Linked DNA regions of Mus musculus: region 2 is linked to region 1. The links are chromatin loops, found by intact Hi-C in ENCODE. Cell type or tissue: heart. All regions are shown on one strand. Each heading gives the region's core, and the rest is flanking DNA. Links, peaks and the distances in the headings are about the cores only.

Region 1 (7,949 bases), core at 1,488-6,487:
AGTTCTAGGGACCTCGATTCCATGTCACTTTAGACCCTCCCTAAACTCTGCACATAACTGGTCCTCTGTCGCTGCCCCGAGGCAGGTTCTGCCACCCAGGAGATCACCTGCTTTGCTCCATCTTCACCTCTTCTGTGTCTGAGGACACAAGACTGGAGACTGGCCCAGAAGCCCCGGATTTCTGAGTCACCTCCCATATTCATGAAGTATTTTATCAAATAGGGCCTTTCACAGTCTGAAGCTGCCTAACGCTCTTCAGCTCTTAAAACGAAACTGATCCTGATGCGGATTTGTGGAGCAGCCTGAGGTGTGAACAGCCCCCATCCCACACCGTCGAAACCTACTGATGTGGGGAGAGCAGATTTGATTGATTGCTTTCTGGGATGCTAGATGCACTCAAGCCTCAGTCCAACACACATGGGACCAAATCTAAGATGCTGCAGGGTGGGCAGGCAGCAGAGCTGGGGACAGCCTCTGTCATCCCGCCTCCTGTAGCCACAGCTCTCTAATCCCACTCTCTCCTCTCCCAAACCACATCCCAGAGGCATCCCAGTCCCAGCCTGCTCTCTGGCCTCCCGCAGGTAGACACATTGGCTGTTGGAGTTTTTTTCTCCTCATGGGACCCTGTGTTAATAGCTTGATATAAATCATCAATCCAATTACTAGTTTCTCCCATTTTACAGATTAGGAGCACAAGACTCAGGGAGTAAGTAACTTAGCAGTCAAGGACAAGCAGTGCCACATACCCAGTACATGGTACCAGATCTGAACCTCATCCCCCATGGCCTTGCTGTTTGGGGCACAGGGACAGTTGTAGACCAGCAAGGTCATGTGAATTTGTTCAGCAGTACAGGCGTGTGACATGGTAGCTCAGCTCAGTAGAACAAATGGTAGAGAAGGGTGGGGCTTGTGGAGGTACACTTAGCTGTAAAGACTTTATTATACAGAGCGGTCAGATTGTGTTCCTGGGGCCTAGCTCCAGTGGCGTCCCCTTGCAGGGGAGCCAGCTGGAGTCCTTAGTCACTGACACTTCTGTCTTCTTTTAGCTTCTGATGAAGTCACACTTGCTGGGAGTCCAGTGGCAGGGCGAGACGACACAGATGCAGTCAATAGCCAGTCATCACCAGATGAGACCAAGACAAGTGCCTTTGCCAGTGACCCTGTGTTGTCTGCCTTCTGTGCTGTGTTGTGATCAAGGGAGAAAATGAAGCCCTGGGATCCATTTCCTATATTCATGGCAGGAAAGAACATTGACTTGTAAAAAAATGCAGAAGTTCAAAATGTGGTCCTTTCCATATCTTCCTCAGGACCCCTTTGAGAATAAATAATTAGGAATGAAACACAAGCCTGGAGGTTTGGAAAATGCTTTGCAGTGATGGTTCATGGCCAATCTTCAGCTGACTTGGGCTGTGTTTGTTCTAGATGTCGGCTTTGCCGGTGGGTCTGTTTCTGTTTGCTTGCTCTCAGCTCCACCACTTCCCAACCCTTGCCTCTGGAGAGGTGCCCTGGGTCCACTTTCACAGGACACCCTGACTTTGGGCTCCAGTGTGCCGTTTAACTGGTAGTGGGAGGAGAGAGAAGGAGGGGTTAGAGACCCAGACCCTGTGGTTTATGGTACCCCTATGACAGCTGTGCTGTGGAAGGCACTGGGCCAGCAGCGTGAAATGTAGCCATTTTCCCTTCCCAGTCCTGGGAATTCTGGAAAGCAACAGAACGAAAGCCACATTTCCCAGGAGATCTTTTTCTGAAAAGTAAAATGAAAAGAAAAACAAACAAACAAACAAAACAAAACAAACTGAAAACAGCCAAAGGGCAGATTTGGGAAAGAATAGAGCCAAGGCCAAGTCCTGCCCAACACCCAGGTCCTGGACGTGGCGGGGGACATGTGCAGTTGTGCTCAGGTCTTGACTTTGTGTGTCTCCCCCTATCACTTCCCACTTCATGTTCTGAGGCAAGATCTCTCACTGAATCTGGAGTTTGCTGGTTTGGCTACACTGGTCAGGTACCCCTTCCAGCATCCACCTGTCTCAGCTCCCAAACTGGAGTTACAGGCGTCCTGATTTCACATGGTCCCTATACCCACAACAAGAATTTTACCCACACTAAGTCTCTCCCCCAGTCCAACTTAACAGGCTTTGTGAGAATTCCATGAAGTTAAGATGACAACAGTGCTCATGGTAGCAGTGGTTGGTAACACTATGTATGCATCAACTGCGCACCAGGCACTGGCCCTGCATGCAGATGTTGCTTGCACCCTAATTACTAGAGATAACCCTGTTTGACAGCCCATCTAGATTCATCTTGATGGACCAGGAAATGGGAGCACGGCAGAGTTAACAGTCTGAGTCCGTACTGCTGGGAAACAGCCTGACTCTTGGTTACACCAGAGAGAGAGAGAGAGAGAGGGAGAGAGAGGGAGAGAGAAGGAGAGAGAGAGAAAGAGAGAGAGGGCAGTTTGGAGGAGTGGACCCAGGAGACATACAGAGTCACGTTGGAATCCCCACTCTATGTTGGAAGTGCCATCAAGTCAACAATGTTAGGGATAATCAGATAACCTGCCTTTTGGGGCATTTAAAAACTGATCCTAAGCCGGGCGTGGTGGCGCATGCCTTTAATCCTAGCACTTGGGAGGCAGAGGCAGGCAGATTTCTGAGTTCGAGGCCAGCCTGGTCTACAGAGTGAGTTCCAGGACAGCCAGGGCTACACAGAGAAACCCTGTCTCGAAAAACAAAACAAAACAAAACAAACAAACAAACAAACAAACAAAAACCTGATCCTAAGTGTGGCATCTCCCTGTTTAAGTGAGGGGAAGGAAAGACAGCAGAATTCATAGCTCATTGCTGTCTCCATCTACTTTCCTTTGAAACTCTCTAGCCATGTCTTGAGTGAAAGCCCTAGCTAGAACGACCACTCTGAGGACGTGGCATTACCTGGGAGACCAAGACCAAATTGGTCATTTGGTGGGAAGCCTTTTCAGTTAAGTTTGGAAGGAGAAACACCAGAGCCCGGGATCTTGGATTATTTTGTTGCAAGCTTGTTTGGCTGGGGTCACAGTACAATATGCTACTTCATTGAACATTATATTTAGAACTGTCAGAATTGTGCGACAGGTACCATAGTCCAGGCCAAAAACAAGGACAATTTTTGTTCCACATTTATTTTGATTTAAATAATCATTTCCAGCTGTAAAAGAAAGACAATCCTGTGATAGGTACCACCCTGCAGCTGACATTTATTCTATTAAACACTGCTACAGACAATCTCCTGGTATTCGGAAGTGTTTGTTACTTTTCTATTGCTATGTTACTTATGCTACTTCTGTTACTTCTATGAGGCAACTCATAGAAGGAAGGTTTTATTTGTGCTTACAGTTCCAGAGAGCTCAGAGTCCATCACAGTGGGGAAGGTTGACCATTCTCATCCAAACCACCACACTTGGGAAGTTTGGCGAGCTGCTAAAGTGCTTGCTCACAGGGCCTCTAAAACCTCAAAATGCACCTTCACTTGTTCTGGAATCTTCTGTGAATTGAGGCCCTTGGACCCAAGTTAGATGTATTAACTCCTACTGGATCGATTAGCTCATAGAACATCTATGCCCTGGCACACACCATCTGGTGGTCTGTCTCATGGCCAGCAGCAGACCTGGGCTGCCACTCAAATACGAGGCTTGCTCATGAGCAGTGAACACTTGGCTTGGTGGTGACTGTCGGTAGAGCCCTTTTCAGAGTAGAGCATTCCAGGGAACTGCCCTCTACAACTACAGCTTTGCAGGCTCAGTTTACCCCATAACCCTGCCTTGCTCCTGCCCCTCCCCCTCCCTTGCCTCTGCCCCACCTAGCTTCTTCCATTTCAGGGCACCTGGCCCAGGCACGGTCTATCCAGATGGTGGCAGATGGCTGGTCCTCAGACCAATGACTGGCAGACTCATTGGCGTCTAGCCATGGAGGGAGGCGACAGTTTCTAAATAAGTTGAGAAGAGGCCACTGCTTTCTTTACCTTGGGAGCACAGACCTCAAGCCCAAGCTTGTAAAAGCCAGGACCCCAAGGTCCTGAATACCATGGCAATCCTGGATGCTGGAGGCAATGCTTCTGGGCGCTGAGGAGGAGGGGTGTCTACAGCTTTCTCTTTCAGTGGCTCTCTTCTTCCTTAGCTGATGCTTCCCGACACTTCCCTCAGTCTTGGTATCTTAGCCCTCTCCTAGGCTAAGACTTTTTCATTCATCACAGATGCCTGGCTTCCCCGCCCCCCCACCCCCCAATCCCTTCTTAGTCTTTCTTTCACTTTCAAGTTTTCATTGGCTCACAGTTGTGTGAGAAAGAAAGAGTGAGTGATTCACTGGGTTGCCTGGCTGAGGGGTGAGATCACTGCTGCCCCTGCAGAGAGTGGGTGCTGTGTGCTAGCCTGGAGACTGAAGAAAGCAAGCGGAGGACCGCTCTCCCCAGAAGACCATCTGGCTGAGACAGCCGAATGCTAATCTGTAGCTTTCATTTCCTTTATTCCTCTTGGTTTGTTCTCTTCATCTGCAGCTGTACATTCAGACCCAGCCCCTGTGAAGGCAAGCGCTCATTTGGGGAGCATGTTTATTTGCCCCCCCACCCCCCATGCTTCTTCTAGGTGTCGGGAAGCCATTGTTATCAATGGTGGGTTCTATGTGGCTTTAATGTCAGTGCTGCACTTTCAGATGGAAATCAGGCAATTATGTGCCACATAGAGAAACCTGACAGATGCAGAGGTTTTACACAGCTGGCCCTGTCTGTGGGACAAAGGCACCTGGTGCTCCCCCGAGGGATCATTACATAAGTAGAATATGTTTTGAGAGCACAGAAAAACTCAAGAATAATTAACTGTGGGGTGAGCATTCATAGACTCTGGGGCTGTGTTAACTTCAAAATGTGATAATGATATGTCAACCAACTGGCTGAATCATTCTTTAAAGGTGGCTTGAGAGACTCTGTCTCCCAAAGAGAAACTGCTCTGAGTTTCTGCATGGTGCAGTCCGAAAATTTTCAGAGGATTCTGAATTCTTTCCCCTCAGGGGTTCAACTTGATGTGAGGTGAGGAGGAAATGACAGCAGTTCCATGTCTGCATTCAGTGGGGTCTAATGATGGCACTCTCTTAGATCTTAGTGGCCTATCTAAGCCATCAGCATCTACCCAGGAACTTGGGTTCACATATATAGCAGGACCATTGTGGTACCCAGCTGAAGTCCTTTGAGCATTACACAGGTATGGTTTTTAGCCACACTGCGCAGACAGGAAACTGAGGTACAGACCTAGGACTTGGCCTTCAGACCCACCCTACCCCAACTCTGATCTTAGCTCTCAGCCATTGGCTAGAGCCGTCTCTGTGTTGGAAGCAGAGACTGTACTCCTGACACAGCAGCTCCAGTCAGATATGTGCTGTCAAGAACAGAACAGGAGAGACCTAAAGAAAAGTTACAGTGTGATTTTTCACTGGAGACGTCCAGCTATTAAAAGAGACTGAAACATGAAGTCCCAGCTTTAAGTGTTCCAGCATACATTTATAGTTTACCACAGGCTACGGTGTCCCCAGGTCTAGTCAGGGCTCCTGTTGGCTGTGGAGCAAATACTTAGAGGTTTTTTGACCCTTTGACTCCAGCAGACCCTGGAGTCTCCCCCAGATCCCTGAGCTGTGGTTTTAGATTATGCACAGCTGTGGCAGTTTAGAACAGAAAAATATAGGGGATTCTGTAACTCTCAGAAAAAATGATTCTAAAAATACAATATTTGTATTTATCCTTTGAGAATTTCATACATGTATAAAATATGTCTTGGTCATATTCACCCCCCACTCTATCCCAAAAGTAATTTTTAAACTCAGCATATGATAAACAAATTAAGCAGGTTTACGCAGGGCTCTTACTCCCTTTGCAAAGCTACAAATGCCAATTTTGAAAGACTGTGAAGCCCTGTTTTAGAGACATTGTATAAATCTACCAAAACTGGACACATTAGGAACAAAACAGATTTGCAAGTGGTAAATAAACAGTATGCAGTCATAATCTCCCCGTCCTCATGTGTTTTCCTCTGTGCTAAGTAGAGAGACAGTGGAGGCCATTCAGAGCCTCACCATTGTCAGTGTCATTAGTGATGGGAAGCTGGACACTGCACGTGTACCTTTCCCATCTCGACTGAATGTGCCCATCTCAAGGCATTATTGTACGATGCCAGCATCACCTGTTTTAAAATATTCTTAGTGTCTTACTAGGCCTCAGGGATGATGCCCCTATATACTATAACTTGTTGGGCTCTCATTTGGGCAGGTATGTTGGTAAGACTTTATGGGTGTGGCTTCTTATGTTACTAGGAAACACAGTCTCACAGAAAACTCCCTGTTCCTCTGGCTCTTACAGTCTTTCCACCCCAGCTTCTGCAGTGTTCCCTGAGCTGTAGGTGGGGAGTGTTTTATAGATGCATCCTTTGCGATTTGGCTCCAGAATTCTGATTTATGGGGTTTTTTAGTGGGCTCCATCTGTTGCAAAGAGAAATGTCCCTGATAAGGAGTATAGCAACACTAACTTACCTGTAAGTATACATATGTCTATAGATTGTTGTTTTGAATCATGCTGGTTTAGTAAATTAGTGGTTGTAGAGTTTCCTCCAAGAACCAAGATTTCGCTAGCACTGAGTAGTTAGCTAGGTTACCACTACCAGGCATGGCTTCCCTCCTGTTGAGTGGGTCTTAAATCCAACTTAGAGAGTTGTTGGTTACAACCAAGGTGTGTGTGCCACTACTGTATCCTTAGGGCTATTATTGTGGCATTCTAGCTGGTTTTTTTGTGTTCCTTCCACCTTCTTCTGATTTACCTCCCAGCCTAGCTCCAGGTGGAGAATGACTCATTAGAGCACCCAACACCCTCCTCTGGCCTATGGCCCCACACACATGTACATCGACCACACATCCACATGTGTAACATCCCCTTCCACACACCCAACACACAAAGTCTAACCATCTAGAAGTACAAGGTTAGAGAACTCATGGTGAGAGACCCCTAGCCAGTTTCTAGCTACTTTTGTAGTGGGGCCAACATGAAATACTCAGAAACAAAGGGGGAGAGCCTCCAGAGGACTCTAGCCCAGCCAACATGGTTATAACCACACATAAATTCTACCTGGGAACTCCCAGCTAAGCCTAATCAGCCTACAGAGCGAGAAGAGAATTATGCACTGTGGTTCTAGCCACTGAATTTAAGGTAGCAAATGATATAATTTAGACAACTTGAAGACATTTTTCTGACACATCAGGATTTAGCTCCTCATTAATGAACTCTGTAGACTGCAGTCTTGCATAATAACTTCAAGCAGTTTATATGAATAAACTTTTGCCACTACATACTGTGATGGGTCAATAGATCCCTGGAACTGGGATCACTATGAGAGGAAAAATACATTATGACTTGGAATTATTTTTTTCCTCTGTTCAAGCCATCCACTTCCTTGTATGTTATGTGTTTATTTTATTAGGGTTACTATTAGGGTTATTATGAAGGTTGGTGACTTAGGTCAGCAGGTAAAGGCCCTGGGTGTCAAGTCTGATAACCTGAGTTTGATTTCCAGGGCCAACATAGTAGAAGGGGGGAACCAGTTTCCAAAAGTCCTCTGTGTCCACACACGAGCGCGCGCACGCAAACACACACTGAAACTGAAAATCAAACTAAAACATAAAACCAGGAAGAAAAATATCCCCAACCTTCAAAAAAAAAAAAAAAAAAAAAAAACCACACACACACACACACACACACACAAACAAAACCAACCAACCAAACTAGACACACAAAAATATGGAGTCCATTTTGTATGGACATGGGACCTTCTCTAGAATGTGGTTGGTATTCAATGACACTCTGCAGAAGAAAATTGATTTTCTCTTTCAGTGGACGCCAGTGGATATCAACACCATGCTCTTAAACTTTGTAACCAAAATAGT
Region 2 (7,949 bases), core at 1,428-6,427, 61 kb before region 1:
AGGCAGCTTCCCTCAGTCCTGGTGTCTCTGAGGGTCTGGCCTCTCCAGAGCATAGCTGGAGCCAGCCAGTGAAGACAGGAACAAACACACTGGAAAAAGTCAAGGACAGAGATGCCAGGAAAGCTTTTCTCAGGCGAGCTGCAGCTGGGTGGGAGAGGGCTGAGAGGAGGCTGGAGCTCCTGAGACACGTGGCCAGGTACCTTCAGAGGTATGTCTGGGCACTGATTTCAGTGAACCATCTCAGCCTCCTGCGTAGTCAAGTTTGGGAGATGCTGTCTTAACTGTGAGTCAGATTTTAGGGTGCTGTGGCCCTCGTGTGGTCTGGGAACCCTCTTCCTTTGGTTTGTGACATTTATTTATTGGTCATCTTGCCTTCGCACCACAGATGCCAGGTCACTGGAACAGCCTCGGAGGGATACTCAGGGGATCTGGTTAGTGGCTGGGTTTCTCATCTGTGACTCCAAGTAATACTCAGGAAGTAGACTTCAGGCAACAGTTTACCTGGGCCTTCAACATAGCAGTGACTCAGTGGAAGAATAAAGTTTTCAGGCCCCAGTGGACTCCACATGATAGCATGACAGTGCCAAGTGCTGGTTGAGGCAGGCATTCCTTGGATGACATCCAAAGTGGTTTAATTAGAAGCCTCCCAGTAGACAGCACCCTGTAAGAGACAGCCTTCCTGAGGGGTATACTTGAAGCCAAGTTCAGGCTTCTGGGAACGTGCTCATGACTTTCAGAAACAGCCCTGCTGGACTCAGTCCCTCGTGTGCTCAGGCCTCGTAGTTCCTGAGAAATGGCTTTGTCAAACAGCAGGCAGGAATTTCTGCATCTCAGAAAGAACCAAGCATGCCTTTGATCCCAGCATCCTGGAGGCAGAGACAGGTGGATCTCTGTGAGATTAAGAACAGCCTGGTCTACAGAGTGAGCTCCAGGATAGCCACAGCTATTTAAAGACTCTGTCTCAAAGGAAAGGAAAGGAAAGGAAAGGAAAGGAAAGGAAAGGAAAGGAAAGGAAAGGAAAGGAAAGGAAAGGAAAGGAAAGGAAAAGAGAGGGAGAGGGAGAGGGAGAGGGAGAGGGAGAGGGAGAGGGAGAGGGAGAGGGAGAGGGAGAGGGAGAGGGAGAGGGAGAGGGAAAGAGAGAGTTGAGACCAGAGACCCTCTGCAGATGAAAGGGCATGCACAACAGAATCAGTAGAAAGAGTCACCATTGTCTTGAGGGTCTGGCAGGACTGGGACACTCATCCTACAAGACTCCCAACTTCACACCTTCACACACACACAGATGACAAAGTATGGCCAGCCCCCTCGAGCTCTGCTGGTCTCTGCTCCCTGGAGTACAGCTTCCGCAGAAACAGCATGGCACAGTTATTATGTTGACACCTCAAGGGCATAGTTTGGGCTTCACACTCAACTCCTGAGAGAGCTTAGCGGTGGTGATATGCGCCCCTGGGGTGCTGTGTGGCAATCCTGCTTGTTCCCAACAGTGACAGCCCAGATTTTATCTCCCTGGGCAGGGCTCAGCAGAAGGCCGAGGTCAGTTCCTAGCTTCACTGCAGAGCACCTCAACTGCCTTCCAGAGATTCGGTAAGACGCCGGGTGTGCAGCTCCGGCCTGGAGACACGACGCTGGACACCATGGTAAGCAGCTGCCAGTGGCTTTTGTTCTGCTGAGACAGAGTTCCCCTGACCCCAGGTCTAGGTAACATTATTCAAGATCTTGACAAAAATGACCCAAACGTAGGACAACTCTAGACAGTTTGTAAAGGTCTAGATGTGGCATTTCAAAAGAAAAGTGATCTCAGCTTCAAGTTAAAAGTCGAGTAAGTTTTATGAACCATAAACACTATCTACTTTCCTAAGTCCATTGTCTTTCGAGGTCAGCCTGCCAACTTGGCTCTTCTCTTTGCTCACTGGATTGCCTCACTTTCTGACTTCTTCATGTCCACCTATCCTGGATATCTTGTTATAACTAGAAATGTCAATTTGAGGTGCAATTCTTTTTTCTAGAAGAATCCTAAAGAAATAGGAAATCACCATTGGATCACACAGTAGCAGCTGCCACAAGCCAGGACAGGAAGAGGGGCAGATTTTTTTTTTTTTAACAGAAATGGGACATTTGCATCATCTCTAATTACCTTTAGCAAATAGTAAGTACTGAGGAAGCTGTGGTAGGGCTTAGCATAGAGGATCCTAGCAGGTGCTACTGTAGCTTAGTGCGCTGCGTGCAGCGCGTTAGCCATCCCATGGTACACCGGCACAGGGTGGACAATGGAAGGTGATGGGGAGACAGGAGTGAATGCAAGAAGGGATCCTGAATAGCTCAAAGGATGTTAGCAAAGCAAGCACACAAGAGACAATGAAAGGATGGCCTTTAGCTCCCTGGGTTAGCTAACACTGACAGCACCGTGAGAGTAGAACACCTCAACTCTGAGAGATGCTCCAGTTATGCAGGATGTCATCAAGTGGAGCTGGGTGGGGGCACCCAGGAGGGTTGATTAGCATCCTCATAACCCTGCTGAAAGTTCAAAATTCTGCAACTCGTTTAGAATATAGCAAGATATATAAATGTGTGTGTGTGTGTGTGTGTGTGTGTGTGTGTGTGTGTGTGTGACATGTAATATAGTTTAAAAAAATCAAGAGTTGGTGGGTTGGCCTGGGGTCAGCAGTGTGTAAACGGGAAGGCTGTGTTTGGAATAAGTCACTGCCTTGCTGCTAACAGGGTTTTAACGTTGCTTCTCTTACAGTTTTATTCTGAAGTATAATTATCTGGTTTTTATTGAAAACCTTTTTAAAAGAACACTACTATATTAGGCCAGGAAATAAAGGCACCAGGGCTGAGAAACAACTCAGCGTAGGGCTTGCCTAGCACACACACAAACCCCGAGCTTTGATACCCACTACTTCATAAAGAAGGTCTAGACCTCTAATAGAAGCACACAGAAGGCAGGGAGAGGGTCAGAAGTTTAAGGCCAACCTATGCTATAAGTTCAAGGCCAGCCTGAAGTACTATGTAAAATTCCACATCAAAAATACAAATAAAAAAGAAAATTTTTTATAGAAAATTCATACAATACATTCTGATCTTTCTCCTCCCTCATCTCTTCCCAGATCCTTTTTTGGGGGGAGGGGGGCTGTTATATTTTATTTTATTTTGTAATTCTTTTTAAAATTAGATATTTTGTTCATTTACATTTCAAATGCTATCCTGAAAGTCCTCTAACCCCCCACCCCCACCCCCACCCCCCGCCGCCCTGCTCAACAACACACCCACTCCCACTTCCCGGCTCTGGCATTCCCCTGTACTGGGGCATACCAAGGGCCTTTCCTCCCAGTGATGGCCGACTAGGTCATCCTCTGCTACATATGCAGCTAGAGACACAGTTCTGGGGGTTACTGGTTAGTTCATATTGTTGATCCTCCTATAGGGTTGCCGACCCCTTCAGCTCCTTGGGTACTTTCTCTTGCTCCTCCATTGGGGGCCTTGTGTTCCAATAGATGACTGTGAGCATCCACTTCTGTATTTGCCAGGCACTGGCATAGCCTCATACGAGACAGCTATATCAGGGTCCTGTCAGCAAAATCTTGTTGGCACATGTAAGAGTGTCTTCCCAGATCCTTTTACCTCCCCCATCCAACTCCATATCCTTCCTTCTTGCTCTTCAGAAAACAAACAGGCAAATAAAACAAACCAAATAGAATTAAGAAAGGAAGAAAGGCACAAGAAACACACACACACACAGACACACATATACACACACATACACACCCATAACACACACATATACACACACCCTTACACATACACACACACATACACACACATCCAAATCTATAAAAACACAAAATCAGAAACCATAATATAAAAACAAAAGACAAGAAAGATTAAAAATGCTCAAACAAAACAATAGGAGACAAACCAAAACCAAACCAACCAACCAAACCTTGAGCTTCTAGTCCTGCTGCCTCCAGAGTGCTGGGATGGCAGGCACGGACCATCATGCCCAGTTCCTGTGGGGTTGGAGATCACCCCAGCTCTCATGCTTGGCAAGACCTACACAGAGTGGCTATGTTTCCAGCCCTCTGGTAGACATGACTCTTGGCATGAGCAACTGTCATGTGCTTCTATCCTATCATGTCCTTGAGCTCCAGGAGGAAGGATCATTCTGATCCCCATTGTGAGATTTTGAGAGGTGCCAATGTCAAACAGCACCAACTTTGGCTTAGCAATCAGCCTTGCAGGGGTGACTCCAGAACTACTAACATACAACCCAACAACAGCCCCTCCTCCCAAATGCTATCATGATACCAAATGCTATCATCTCCACCTTAGTTCATGGAGCAGACTGGGTTCATAGAAGTTAGACAATTCACCCTAAAACACCCAGGGAACCTTTTCCTCTAGGCTCCATGATTCTCCCAGCCTCATTGAAGCTGAATTTCAGGATGGAGCATGTACCCCAGTCAGCAGAAGGAAGGCACAGACAGCAGGAGAAGGATTTAGTTAGCCCTCACCATTTTCAGACACTTCAACACTTATTTCAAACACAAGCCTTTCTCTGTGTGCCTCAGGTAGGACCTGAGTATGTTCTGAAAGACTGAGATGGCCCAAGCCAGTGGGAAGCCCTGCTGACTTGATGATCTGACTGGATAGCCATCCTGGAAGCACAACTTCAGAGATCAATGCTAAGGCTGGCCAGTGACTCTTGCCTATTTCCACATAGTCCTTGAATGTCCATAATGGGATGACGAGGATGTCCCCTGCAGATTGGAGAGCAGGGGCCCCTGCAGCCCTAGGCACACTCTCTGCAGCAGTCTGTCAACTGCCTTATGCTTTCCCCGGCAGCAACATCTGTCTGCAGTGAAGGAGAACGTACTCCTTTTATCTTTATCCCTTCTCAAAAGCTGTGTGGTGCTGAGCTAGAACTCTGAGGGTTTGTACAGATGAGGTCAGCCAGCACTCCCTCCTGAGCCTTGGCTGGAGCTGAGAACATGACCACAAGCCTCAGAGGCTGTGTGGGATTCTCTATGACCTATGGGCTTGGGAACCTCAGGAACTAGTTATGTACGTAAACCCCAGACACTGCTGACCATCAAAGACAAAAAGCTGAGCCACTTGCCTTACTGACCAAATGTAAGGTGTACTACCCAGTGCTTAAAACCCAGAAAAGATGATGGGGCTACAGTCCAGCAGCGACTGAACTCCCCTGAGCCTCAGTTTTCCTTGCTGTGCACTGGTAGGTGTCTATGGTCATTTGGATGCAGACGGTGGGTTCAATGCTCTTATCTGACCTTGCACCCATTTGTAAAGATGGATAGTTATGGCCTTTGTTAAGATGGATTGATTTGGAGTACCTGCGGGCTTTTAAGGATTTCCAGGAGTTCAGACTTGAGGCTTCAGTTAGGTGCTCATTTGTTTAGTGTCTTTATTAAGTACCTGCTGTGTGCCAGGTTCTATTGTGGGACTTTAATCAAAATTTAGGGAAGTGATTCATGCATTGTCACCGTATGGAGCTTAGGATTTAGTCAAGGAAGAAGAGGGACCACTGCCTGTTGCAGGAGCCTTCATGGGGTCAGGCATGGAGGGGAGCCAAGGTTGGAGGAGTGTACACAGAAGTGAAGCTTGCATTTTATGTGTATGAGTGATTGGTGTCACACTAGAAAAAGGGCACATCTAGGGGTTGGAGGACAGGAAGGGGAGAGCATGGCACTGTTGTGGGAACTGGAACTACAGTTCCAGGATACAGCCTGCCAGTGTGGCCCTCTGTGCTGTGTTTTCTCTTTCTGTCATGGGCTTGGGAAGCTGGTTCAGTTGACAAACTGCTGGTTACAGGAAGCATAAGATCCTGGGTTCAGCTATCCAGCACCTGTGTAAAAACCTGATGGATATGGGTTGGGGTGGGGAGACCTGTAATTTTAGCACTTGGAGGTAGAGTCAGGACAATCTCTAGAGTTTGCTGGCCAGCTAGGCTAGTCAACCAATGAGCTCCAAGTTCAGTGAGAGAACCCTGTCTGAAAACATAGGTGGAAAAGTAAGGAAGACACCATACCACTCAACTTTGACCTCTGATCTACACACACACACACACACACACACACACACACACATGGAGAGAGAGAGAAACAGAGAGAGACAGAGAGATAGAGACAAACAGAGAGACAGAGACAGAAATATACACAGTGCCCACACATACATCTCACACACACATACACACACACACACACACACACACACACACACATACACACCCCTATGGTGAGGACTCTGATGGTGCACTACATACAGCACTTGAGAAATAAAGGCAGGAGAACCAGGAATCCAAGGTCATCCTTGCCTTCATAAAAGTTTGAGGCCAGGCTGGATTAGAGGAAACCCTGCCTCAAAAACCTAAAACAAGAAAGACCTGTCATGAAGTGTGTGCCCTCAGGTTCCCAGTGTCTGATATAATGATTCAACCCCCTCATTTAACCAACAATCCCCCATTGAGAGTAGGATCCCAGGGATCTGGAAGCCATTGGGACTCCAGCTCACAGGATCTCTGTGTGCATGCGATATGCAGCTGAAGTCAGCTCAGCTTTCTTTCCACCACGAAAGGATGGTAGCTACTCAGAGTATAGAGAACCCCAGAACAAAAAACAAACCTCGGTCAGGTCTAGAGTGGCATTCTTCATTTTCCAAATTCTTTCTCCTTTTGTGCTCTAGTACGGATTTATCAACACCTGTCTGCAGTCTCTTGTGACAGAGAAATTTGGAGAGGAGACGTGGGAAAAGCTAAAGTAAGTACCCTGTTGTTGTTGTTGTTGCTGCTGCTGTTGTCGTTATTGTTTTCCTTTTCCTTTGTTTTGAATAGTTCTAGTGTTTTACTGACTTCTTGACTGAGACAGCTGAATGGATAATGATACTACTTTAGTAGTCAGTGAGGTTTAGTGACTAAGACATCAACTGTAAATACCTTAAACACACTAGCTAGACACAGAGAAGACTCCTTAACCCCTATCTGGGTTCTATACATCTGTATATGTGCATATATAAAGTGTATGGGTGCTGTGTGTTTGTGTGCATGCGGAGGCCAGAGGTCACCATCAGAGACCCTCCTCAGTCAATCTCCACCATCTTGTTTGAGGCAGGGTCTCTCACTGAACCTGGAGCTCACTGGTTTGGCTTGACTAGCTGGCCAGCAAGTTCTAAGGATCTACCTGCCTCTGTCTTGCACCATCCCAGGCTGGAGTGACAGACATGGACTGCCATACCCTGTGGGAATTAGGGACTCAAATTTAGGTCCTCGTGCTCGTGTGACATGTGCTTTACTGGCTGAGTCATTTTCTCAGTCCCTCATATCTTCTCTATCTCTAAAATAAGCCTAAAAACAGGGACCCCAAGTGTTACTAAGAAGTCACATGATTCCAGGATGTATTTAATGAATGAACTTCCATTTGTGCTCTCTCTCTCTCTCTCTCTCTCTCTCTCTCTCTCTCTCTCTCTCTCTCTCCTCTTTCCCCTTCCTCTCCTAACAGTAGGGATTAAACTCAGAGCCTTGGATCATGCTTGGCTCATGCTAGGTCCTTGGCACTGACCCATCTCCTCTTCTGTTGTTTATAATCACTGATGAGAAAGCAAATCATATGTGCGCAGGGAGGGAAAAGGGAGCGAGGAGGAGAGAGAGAGAGACACTAAGAGCTGAACAGTCTGGAGTGCACTAGGCAAGCATGCTGCTCCTAAGCCACCGCCTCCCTCCTCACTTGTTCTTTAGATCATTTCTGACTCCAGCCAGTAGGGTTTTTATTTATTTATTTTTTTTTAATTCTGTCATTTACATCTCCAAATAGCCCCTCATTAGATTTCTGTAATCTTCTTGGCTCCACATCTTCCAGTGTTACAGACTTGGATCTGAAGTTCTCAGACATCACCTAGTTCTATACAGAGAAATGAATTAAAAACTATGGGAGATGATT

Evidence for each region. Peaks named below come from ENCODE experiments on the same cell type or tissue, not always from the same donor. Only the 100,000 strongest peaks of a DNase experiment are listed, where the experiment ranks them.
Region 2: a loop joins it to region 1, with 2.0 times the contacts of the local background. A loop is called at or near these places in 2 of 42 quality-filtered maps.

What each region holds. Positions count from the first base shown.
Region 1 is chr14:62,386,064-62,394,012 of GRCm38, reverse strand. It overlaps Gm46457 (a long non-coding RNA gene), which reads right to left. Exons shown (of 3, transcript XR_001781281.2): 3 at 1,402-1,558. It overlaps Gucy1b2 (guanylate cyclase 1, soluble, beta 2), which reads left to right. Exons shown (of 17, transcript NM_172810.3): 17 at 1,047-1,343. The coding sequence ends at 1,192. Among named protein-coding and RNA genes, the nearest start is that of Gm46457, 11 kb to the right of the region's middle. In heart, for the core only: no CTCF peak of the experiment used is centred there; a DNase peak (open chromatin) is centred at 4,412.
Region 2 is chr14:62,447,019-62,454,967 of GRCm38, reverse strand. Gucy1b2 (guanylate cyclase 1, soluble, beta 2) reads left to right here. Exons shown (of 17, transcript NM_172810.3): 2 at 1,515-1,637; 3 at 6,700-6,773. Among named protein-coding and RNA genes, the nearest start is that of Gucy1b2, 5.3 kb to the left of the region's middle. In heart, for the core only: no CTCF peak of the experiment used is centred there; a DNase peak (open chromatin) is centred at 4,097; H3K27me3 peaks cover 373 bases.